Linked DNA regions of Homo sapiens: regions 1 and 2 are each linked to region 3. The links are chromatin contacts, found by Hi-C or POLR2A ChIA-PET in ENCODE. All regions are on one chromosome and are shown on one strand. The core of a region is the stretch at or near the end of the contact, and the rest is flanking DNA. Distances in the headings are between cores, read along the strand shown. Region 1 holds the start of LMO4 (LIM domain only 4). Region 2 holds the start of MCOLN2 (mucolipin TRP cation channel 2). Region 3 holds the start of GFI1 (growth factor independent 1 transcriptional repressor).

Evidence for each region. Hi-C counts contacts between places; a loop is a spot of excess contacts on that map. ChIA-PET counts read pairs that join two places held with the same protein, here RNA polymerase II (POLR2A). Pooled maps may share reads with other maps.
Region 1: a loop to region 3 is called in a map of naive thymus-derived CD4-positive, alpha-beta T cell, with 16 times the contacts of the local background. The contact joins the promoter of LMO4 here to the promoter of GFI1 in region 3. A Hi-C loop is called at or near these places in 2 of 168 maps with a recorded cell type or tissue (CD4-positive, alpha-beta memory T cell and naive thymus-derived CD4-positive, alpha-beta T cell) and 7 of 50 pooled maps.
Region 2: a loop to region 3 is called in a map with no recorded cell type, with 7 times the contacts of the local background. The contact joins the promoter of MCOLN2 here to the promoter of GFI1 in region 3. A Hi-C loop is called at or near these places in 1 of 37 single-sample maps with no recorded cell type and 1 of 50 pooled maps. POLR2A ChIA-PET finds 5 or more read pairs at or near these places in 1 of 52 experiments (activated T-cell).

Annotation. Positions count from the first base shown.
Region 1 is chr1:87,327,450-87,330,633 of GRCh38, forward strand. LMO4 (LIM domain only 4) reads left to right here and starts at 1,431. Exons shown (of 5, transcript NM_006769.4): 1 at 1,431-1,795. RefSeq lists silencers at 633-802, 1,053-1,482, 2,406-2,495 and enhancers at 1,341-1,918, 1,919-2,494, 2,060-3,184.
Region 2 is chr1:84,995,472-84,998,891 of GRCh38, forward strand. It overlaps MCOLN2 (mucolipin TRP cation channel 2), which reads right to left and starts at 1,642. Exons shown (of 14, transcript NM_153259.4): 1 at 1,325-1,642. The coding sequence starts at 1,401. RefSeq lists enhancers at 125-184, 2,505-3,376 and silencers at 985-1,034, 1,645-1,934.
Region 3 is chr1:92,485,505-92,488,744 of GRCh38, forward strand. It overlaps GFI1 (growth factor independent 1 transcriptional repressor), which reads right to left and starts at 1,421. Exons shown (of 7, transcript NM_005263.5): 1 at 1,222-1,421. RefSeq lists silencers at 1-177, 378-427, 1,048-1,157, 1,248-1,457 and enhancers at 5-605, 528-677, 1,578-1,627.

The DNA.
Region 1 (3,184 bases), core at 181-2,680, 5.2 Mb before region 3:
TCAGTCTGGAGATTTATTTAACCTATTTGGCAGAGTAGATAAAGTCGAATGCCTAGGTATTCAAGCATCTAGGCTGTGCTTCGGCCTTGGAAAAAGACTCTCAGGCTAGCACCCTAAAAGCATTCCTCAAAACTTGATTTATACTAGAAGTGACATTTCTTACTCTCTAGAGGCTGTGAGATTGCAAATCTTGCAATTACTTCCATTGCTTTTGGGGGCTGTGAGAATTTCCGCCTCTCATCCTCCACAGTGAGGAGGGTAGTCGGGAAAGGCTTTCTCCCTTAAGTTTTCGTCAACTTTGAAAATAAGGACTGTGCTCCCTACATCACCAGCAATTGACAAGGATCCAGGAAATGCCTGCTAGGCACTTTCAAACTCGGAAAAATGGGAGTATGAGGGAGGCTAAGTAGGCAGTATTTAGCTAGCAACTATTATTTCCTTTATGTTTCTACCTTGTTAACTAAGCTTCCACTACGGTTCATAAATCTCCAATATCGTGAATTAAAGAAACAACAACAAAAATCCTCTTCTGTGTGCTTGTGCGTGAGGGGATAGAAGTCCACTGCCCTAAGATGCAGGACTTATCTTCCCAAACAGGAAGAGACCCATTTCTGAGAAAGATGGTAAGTTTCCTAAGGGTCTCCTCTCAGATAGAGGGGATGGCAGTCCCCGAGGGGCGAGCGGGCGCGGGTCCTCAGGGTCCCCGTGCGCTGAGAAGGCAGGTGAGGCCCCGCCCTGCGTCTCGACTCCGGATCCCGGGTCGCGAAGGGCAGCCCAAGCGGGTCCCCGGCCCCAGGCGCCCGGGTCACTTCACCCCACCTGATTCGGGCCCTTCCCTTCTCCTCTGTCGGCCAGCTCTGCCGCCTCGCTCTCTCTCCCGCCCCCCGAGTCTCGTTTCAGTCATCCCTTTGTCCTTCCCCGGATTGGCAGGTTTTATTATTCCGCCTGAACAATCCGGCCGCCCAGTGGCTGAGGGTCGCTGACGTCGGAGGCAGAGCCGGGGAGTAGTTGGGATTTTGCTCTGTCAGTAACACATGTGTAAGAGCCGCGGAGGGAGCGAGCGAGCCGGCTAGAGGCCAGCGCCGCCGCCGCCGCCGCCTCCGAGCCGGGCAGCAACAGCCCCGGCAGCGGCGCAGGCTCCAGCGCGCCGGGCCCGGCCGGCCGCAGCCCCCGACGCCTGGGTGCGCCTGCCTGCCGGCCTCCGCACCGTCCGCCGCCGCTCCCGGGGCTGTTGTGTCTGCGACTGCTCCCGGCCGGAGGTGCAGGGAGCTCAGCCGAGCCGCCGCTGCCATCCCGGAGCGAGCAAGCGAGCGAGCGCGCGGGAGGGAGGAAGGCGGCGGCGGAGGAGGAGGAGGAGCGGGAGGAGCGCGGGCGGGGGCGGGGGCCCCCGGGCGGGGGAATATACAAAGTGAAGCCACATTGCCAAACTTGCAGCAGCGATTGCAGCAGTTGCTGCCGCTGCGCCGCGCCTGAAGCCGCGCCGCGCGGGCCGAGGGCTCCTGCAGCTGCTCGCGCGCAGTCGGAGGCGGAGAAGGACGAAGACTGAGACTGACACTTCTGCTCCCGGCCGCCCGGCACTTACGCGGGGGCCCCCCAACCCGCCCCAGAGCAACGCGATTTAAAAAAAAAAAAAAAGCCGCCCTTAGCCCCCTCCTCCCCTTTCCTGCTTCTGCGAGAACTCCCTCCCTCCCTCCAGCTCCGCCAGCCCAGGCGCCCCTTCCCTGGAAGCCGAGCGGCTTCGCTCGCATTTCACCGCCGCCGCCTCTCGCAATATTGCAATATAGGGGAAAAGCAGGTAAGGGGGCGGGTGGAGAGCCGCGGGCCGGGAGGTGGGAGAGGGAGGGAGGGGGTCGATTCGGGCCAGGGCTGTTTTCTTTGGCTTCCTTCCCCTGACCGTCCCAAATTGCAAGTAAACAATACGTCGGCTTAGATAAAGCGCGAGTCTGAAACTACCGAGGCCGGCCTGCGAGCTAGCGCGGAGGGCAGCCCCGGGCCGCCAGCTTTGTAGCGGTTCCTGCTTACAAAAGGGCTCTTCTTGGAAACGGGGCTGGTGGGGACCGTAGAGGGGGTGGGGATATTTCTAGTTCATAAGGGAAAGGCAAGGGGTGCTTAGATGAGGATTTTAAGTATGAGAAGTAGTGTGTTTGGGGGGGTGGGGGTGGGGATAGTCACGATACCCCCCCTCCCTTCTAGTAAACACTATTTTTGAAACAGTGGCAGGAAGGATCTAAGTGAGCAGGATTCGGTATTGCTGGTTCTTTTAAAAAAATTCTTCTTGGCTTATAAGTCTTTTGTTCCAATCCAGGAGAAATACGGTGAATCACCTAATTAAAATCAAGACATGAATTAAGCATCCATTTTTGTACTACAAATTGCCAGCGTTACGTTTGTCCCTCCCTTGGTCTCCATTAAAAAACACCAGAGACGTTGTTAAAGGGGGGCAGATTTTGCCTCTAGCTGCCAGTTCTGCTTTCTATTTCACTGACTATCCCAGGACCTAAATTGCTTGGCTATGTAATTACTAGAGTATAAGCCTATTTAACTTAAAAGCTTTCTTTTTTTTTTTTTTTTTTCCAACTCTAAATGAAACTTGATGAGGGCCCGTCCTTAGTTATCAGGGGAGTCAGTTTCTGGTCAGTCTTCTTGATTCATCTCTTTTAGATTTAATCAGCATTAAGGTATTGCTTGTCCTTAAGAGCTTTAGCTAATGGGGTTACTGGATGCTTTTCTCAGTGTAATGTTTCCTTTTCAAAAAAAAAATACATATATATTTACCTCTCACTAAAGATGGGGGCGGGGAAGAGCTTGGAATCTCCTCCCTCACTCTCCTTTTAAAAAGGAATTCGGAGCGATTAAAACGTTGGGGGAAACAGTTTAAAGATCTAGGGCAGGAAATGCAGATTCATTTGGGTTAGGGCTGAAATTGTAACAAAAAGCAATTCCTCGAGTAAATGCATCAGATAAATCAATTTACATAAAGGTATGATGCATTCGGATAAATGCAATGCTAATGGGTTTTAGAGTGGTCCTGTTTCCAAAGTCTCAGGGTTTTGTTACAGCTTAATTGGTGCAGTTCTTATTCTGGTTTATTGTGCGGTCACTGGACACACGTTCCGGGACTCTTTCGGAGGAAATGTGTTTAAAATCGGCCTATTTAAGGAACCCGAGTCCTTGTTTCGTTCCT
Region 2 (3,420 bases), core at 392-2,891, 7.5 Mb before region 3:
CTGACACACGGAACTTAGACCCTAGGCCTTAAAGAAAACAGCCCAGCTTCAGGAAAGTCCACTTTTACTTTTACAGCCAGAAGAGTTTTCTTTGGCCACTACTTTTACTTTGAAAGCTATAGTCACAAGAAGCCATCTCTTTTTCCGCCGGTTTTAAAATTGTCTTGTTCTAGGTTTCACTTCACTGACAGAGACATAGCCAAAGAGATCAGCTTGTGAATATGATCATTCTTGACTTTCAGTTCTGTATTTCGTGCCCCTTTGCTCAAACTATGTCTCTCAGTTCTTCTCACTTGCTTCATTAAAATATTTTATATCTATTACTCTATTTTTTTAAAAAAAAACACTTTTGATATGTTCCTCCTTCACAGAAAAGAATGTGGCTACCTCAAACACTTTATTAGGATTCACTCATTTTTTATTACAGGAGGTTAAATAAAATTGGTATTATGATGGCCTCTGTATGGAAAATGTGTCGTTTTTAGAGTTCCGGCCACAGAAACTGACCTATGAACGGTTTTCTAAAGGAGAAGGGTGTGCCTGTGGAAAGTTCACGGCAACGGGAGTTTGACTCCTCTTAAGGTATGAAGAGGAAGACAGGCTAAAGTCTCAAGAAACTTCTGACTCAATAGGGGAAAGCTATCAAATTTCCCAAAAGTTGTGCGATTTTGGTTAGCACATCACAAAGGTGATGAGCAGCTCCTGAGAGTGAAACCCACATCCCATTTCTGGGGAGAACTACGTAGTTGGTTCCCTCTACATAAAATATCAGAGTCTACATCCTGACACCCATAAGAAACCTCTCCCACCTTTCTCTTACTAACCTTTTCTTCCATTCTCAGTTTACAATGACACACAATTTTGTTTCCCACAAGTACCGTTCAACCAGAGACACACACACTTACACATACGTATATATTTCATATATATATATATATATATATATATATATATATATATGTTTGGAGAGCAGGAAACGGGGGAGCCAAGGTCTGTTTGTACTCACAACTTTGGCTCAACTGTGCTGGGGTGGCTGGAGGTTTGACCACGGAGGAGGGGCCCGCTGGCAGCGCCAACCGGCTGAACTGTGCGCCTTTTCATAAAGGCCGAGGAACTGGGGTTAGCCACACTACAACCCTCCCACCTGAGGGAAAGGCCTGTTTGTTCTGGAAGGCACAGCCTAGCCTTATTTAACTAACTGCAAGCAGTTAATATAAGCATTCCCAAGGCAGCAAGCAAGCTCTAGTCTACGAAAGTAAAGCCATCGACTTTAGGAAGATTTCTCCAGTCCAGCATCCTGAAAGATGAAGCCCAGACTCCTCACCTGACGGTTAACCTGAAAACACCTGATCCTCTCTCCGGAATCCTTGCCTGGGGAAAACGATAAGGCTGCCGGGCCATGCCTCCTCCTTCAAAACTTTCCAGGGCTCTCGGGATTCGGAACAGGAAACACCGTTCACGGCCGACTCATTTCGCCCTCGCCGTAACGCGTCCGCCGAAGTTGGAGCCCTGCAAAGCGGGGTTCCCTTCTCTTACCCTTTCTGCCGGCCGCGTGGTGCGCGCAGACCCCGGCCCGAGAGCAGGCGCCGCAGTCGTGGAGTGCGGCGGGCAGTTCTCGGGCGGCTGAAAGGCGGCTCTGTGTGCACCCTGCAGGATGCGGCGCGTGGCCAGGCGCTCCCGCCCCGCCCCCAAGGGGCTGCCCCGCCCCGCCCCGCCCCGCCGCCTCCTACCGGGGACCGGAGCTTCCCCAGTTGGGGTCCTAGGGGACTTATTCCACGCTTCAGCGGACCAGCCTCCCCGCGCTCCCGGAGAAGGGGGTCGGCGACGCGGAGGCGGGGTGGGGGCCGTAGGGGATGGAACCGAGGCGCGCGCGAGAAGAGCCGAGGAAGTAAGCAGTCCCAAAAGGGGGCGGCGGTGGGGCCCCCAGGGAGGCGTGGGGCACGCCAAGGGCGCCGTGGGGCACTGACCTGTGGTGCGGCCCCCAGGACAGGCCCGAGGCGCGGTTGCACACCGGCAGGTCCAGCACCTCCATGCCTCGAGGCATGGCGCGGCCAGGGAGCGGCAGGAGGACACCTAGCGTGGGACGGCTACACCTGTCTGGGCGCAGGCCCGCCGCCCTTGCACTCTCCACCCAAGTGCCCAACGCTGCGGTACGGCCCGCTTTGGCTCGGGGTGTCTGCCGGAGAAGCGCCTTACAGAGGGACCCGGGCGGTGGGCCCTGCGGCAAAGTGGCCCACGCACCCTCCACACCGCTCCCGGGCGGCCGCACCTGGCACTCCCGGCCCTCTGGGGTTCCTGCCTTTTTCGGGGGGGTGGTGGTGAGACCGGGTCTCACTCTGTCGCCTGACCTGCGATCACTGCTGACTGCAGTCTTGAACTCCTGGACCCAAGCGATTCTCCTGCCTCCGCCTCCCAAAGTGCTAGGATTACAGGTGTAAGCCGCTGCGCCTGGCCCCTTCTTTTCTTCACTCTCTCATGCATTCATTTCTTGTTTCCACATGCATTAATTTGTCCGTTGCTTTGGTCATTCCTGTTTTGATGCTTAGGGAAACACTCACTGAGAGCCAAGCCGACCGTTGGGTACTGTGGTCTCTGGGATGACAAAGACATGGTCCTTTCCCTTGAGGACTTCACATTAAACTGACAAGTTCATTCATTCTGGCTTTTCTCTAAAGTGCACGATCATGAAAGTCTGTGACAAGGGCCATATTTCTGAGATGTTAGAAAGTGCGACCGGCGCGCAAGGAATAGGAAAAGCGAGTTGCCCTGCGCCCGCGTCGGGATGAAAGGCAGGGAGCCGGGAGGGAGCGTCAGCGTGGCCCGGCGGGCGCGGAGGGAGGGCGCACGGCCCCAGGGCTGGACTCGTAACCCCAGCGCCCTGCTGCAGCCGCCGTTGCTTTTCCCTCTTGGTGCACGAAAGGAAGACGCCTGTGGGAAATCGAACAGACAATCGGTCGCCGTTCGTGAATCTTAGAGATGAGAGTCGTCAGTACATGACCAAAAGCCGTGTTCGGCTCCTAGTGATGTTAGCTTGGTAGTTTGGACGTGGCCGACAGCCTCCTAGAGCTCGTACCCCTCCTTTTCACGAGGTAGCAGCAGCAAAGTCCGCAGTGCCAGGCTCTGTGAGTCTGCAAGCGTTTAAAAGATCTCCGGGTTTAGCTCAGGCAAAGAATATTCTGCCAGGTAATTATTTTAATATGCGTGTCCAGGCAGAAGCAGTTGGACAGACGATGTATATAAAAGCACACATAATTGACCCTCTTTTAAGGCACTTCCAAGGGGTTATTAGGCAGAAATGCCTTGGTTTTGAGCCCCTTTCATCGGAGGTGCGCAATCATCCAGCTTTGTGAATAGTAACTGCACTCCAGCCTGGGCAACATAGTAAGACCCCAACCTTTTGGCACCAGGGACTGGTTCCAT
Region 3 (3,240 bases), core at 171-2,670:
GCCTCTCTCGCACCCCGGCCCGCTTTGCTGGTTCCTGTGGGGAGCGACAGAGTTTGGAGGAGATAGGGGCCCCGGGGCCTGGGCCGAGCGCGTGGGAAGGCAACCCCGCGCTGCAGCTGGCGCGGGAGGTGGGGCGGCCCCTCCGCGCGCTCAGGCCTCTCCTCACCGTCCGGGCCCAGGAAGGAGGGAGCCGAGGGCGCTAAGGGGGCGTCCTCCCGAGCGCAGCTGCCGCCGCCTCCCCACCAGATGTTTCCTTCCCTGGTGGATTTGGCTCCCCTGCCGAACCACCAGACCGCCTGCTGCGCGCCCCCAGCTCCAGATTTCCAGTCACACTGCGCGGGTCGCGCCCTAACCCAGCTGCCGGAGCTCTCTGGGCTCCCGCACGGCGGTCCGCAGCAGGTGGGAAACCGCCCGCGCCCTCTGATCGCCCCCGCAGTGCCAGTGCTCTGCGAGTCCCCGCGGCCGCCCCCACCAGGGCAGGAGGCGCAGAACAGGCTCGGCGGACCTACCTGCGGAGTCACGGCGCGGGCACCGCGCTAGGAGAGTTTTCAAACGGAATCTTGCTTTCGGGAGAGACCGCTCTATCTCTCTGACTTAAAAAAAAAAAAAATTCTCCTTCCGAGCTCAGCCCCCAAAACCACAAGCTTCACTTCCTGAGCGTTACTGAGTCGCTCGCATAGCCCTCCCAGACCTGCTCCCAACCCCCGTCGGGCGGCCGGGCGCGCTCCTTTGCGCAAGTGGCCAGGCGGTGGGGGGCCTGGCCTTTCCAGCCCGTCCCGCGCGCCCCTTAGTAGTCCTCCCAGTTCTCTCCCTGTGGGTCGGCAGGGGATGGGGGAAATTGGAGGTCCGGACACTTAGGCACTAGAAATGACTTGAAAGAAAATGAACTATTCTTGGCTCCAGGGAGACTTCCGCAGCGAGAGAAGCCACAGATTGAGGACACAGATTGACTGGCGAGAGAGGGGTGGGGGGCGCCCCGCTCCGAGGACCCTCCCCGCCCCTCAGGCCTCGGTCACCCGCCCCCCCCACCCCCGACCCCGCCGCCTCCTAGGGCTGCACCACCCCCGGGTCGGGACCGTGAATCACCGGCCCGCGGTGCCGCCGGCCTGGAGCCCGGCGAGTGGCCACGGCGTCCGCAGAGCGAAACCTGCCCCGCAGGCCCCGAAATAGCTTGTTGTGGAAACACTTGGGGATAAATACGCCCAACGAGGCTGAAAATACCTTGACACCCAATCCGAGAGGTTTGCTCATTTCCCTTCGGATTTAGGTAATGGTTAAATTTGGAAGAGGTGGGCGAGCGCCGAGCCCCCGGCGGAGAGGGCCCTGGCGGCGCGTCCCGCGGGCGCCCGGCGGGACCGGTGGGCGCACCCTCCCTGCGCGGAGCTCGCCGGCTCTCGACCGGGTCCGCTCAGCCTTCGACTAATTTCCGGTGGTCGGAGCTGCAAAATTAAAGGCCGCGCGGGGGCAGCGCCGGCGGCTGCTAGGCTGACTCCGCCCTGCCGGGGCAAGCCAGGGAGAGCGGGACCTCGCACGCGGGCTCTGCCACCGCCTGAGGTCATACCCAGGCACTGGGTGTTGGCGGGAGCAGTAAAGCGCCATAAAAGCACCACTTGGATGACTATTGCAAAGTAAGCCTTCTTCGCTCGGATTCTATGTTTCATGAGGGTAGGCACTGGATCTTCATCTTTATGTCCTAGGCGGGCTCTTAACAAAAGGCTGTGGACTGAGTAAATGAATGAGTGGGGTTAATTAACTAATTAATTATATTAATAGAACAGGGGGAAAAAACTTAAAACCTAACTCATAGATACATGAACAAATGCAGCAACCTCCAACGCTAGACTGTATGCCATGACCCATAGTGTGTGGCCTGCTGTGTATACTCAAAGCCTACACCCTTTGCTCATTGGAGTGGATGGATGTTGTAGTCATGTTACTTTTCAAAATGAATTGACTTGGATTTTGATCACAACTTCGTGCACAATAGGCCTCCAATGTCAGACATGCACAAGGAGAAGAGAGTGGTGCTCCCCAGTTCTTGCAAAATAACTACCATGTTCTAGGTTAATCTTAAATTGTTATGGGGGGGGAAGCCCTTAAAGCTCTTTTTCTAGAAACAGTTTTTAAATTATTCTTATTTTGCACTGTAAATTTAAAATTTTGCAGGGAATATTTGGTTAGTATAGCAGTGCTTCGAGCATGTATTAATAAATTATACGTTTTGTTAAGCAATGACCTGTGCCCCTATTGTATGCCAGGCGCTGGGCAAATCTTGTCTGCCTAGCTGTCCTCCTTCATTTGCTCAACACATCCCTTCTTTATATATAAATGCAGAGGCAAGCAATTTTGGTCAGAAAGGAAAATTAAGGACATTTTGTTAATATTTTATTTCTTGTGTGCTTTGTCCTGGCCTAAGGTATAAAAATCTCACAGTAGTGCAAAAACAAATCTTTCCCTTATTCCCTTCTCTCCTACTCGATAGCAGAAAAAAACAAATTTTTAGAATAAAATTATAAATGGGACAAAATAAAATTTCTTATCAACCAAGTTCTAGAGAAATGGTTGGACTATTTCCTTTGCATATTAGCAAGTTCAAAGTCAAAATTTCTCGAAAAGGTGCTGTGACTATTTTATAGTTTAGTTGAGTGTTGCTGTTTGAAGTCTCAGAAAACTTGAGGGAGCCCATGAAGGGGGCAGATAAGCACCTTGAGCAGTGAGCAGTATCACCTTAGAATAAATCCCTTTCATTCAGATTTAGTCTAGTCATTTTGCTTTTCATTTGCCCTTCACAGACTCTTGGGATTTCTGAGTTTGAAAAAGAAAACTGAGAACTGGAACAGGGACACGCAGAAAGGAGCAGGTGGGAGGGAGATGGCACTGAATTTCCCTTTATGTCTTTTACATGTTGAACCATGTGTATGTAGTACTAACTCAAATAAATAAATACACATTTAAAAAGTATTTAACAAGTATTCAACACGTTTAAAAAGTATTTAACAATACTTTTTAACAACACAACACTCCCGGGTGTATAGTGTTGAAGTGTGACTCCCACACTTGGGGAAGAATAGGAGAAAGGTAAGAAGAGGGGAACCCAGAGAGGTTAAGAACCTTGCCAAGGACAGTGAAGAGCTAGGACTAGAAATAACGATACAATGAACCCATCTCTGACTTCCTGCTACTCCAAACTACCTCTTGCTTCTATTAAACTAAGGGCAAAGAGAATAAGCCACCCCTCCA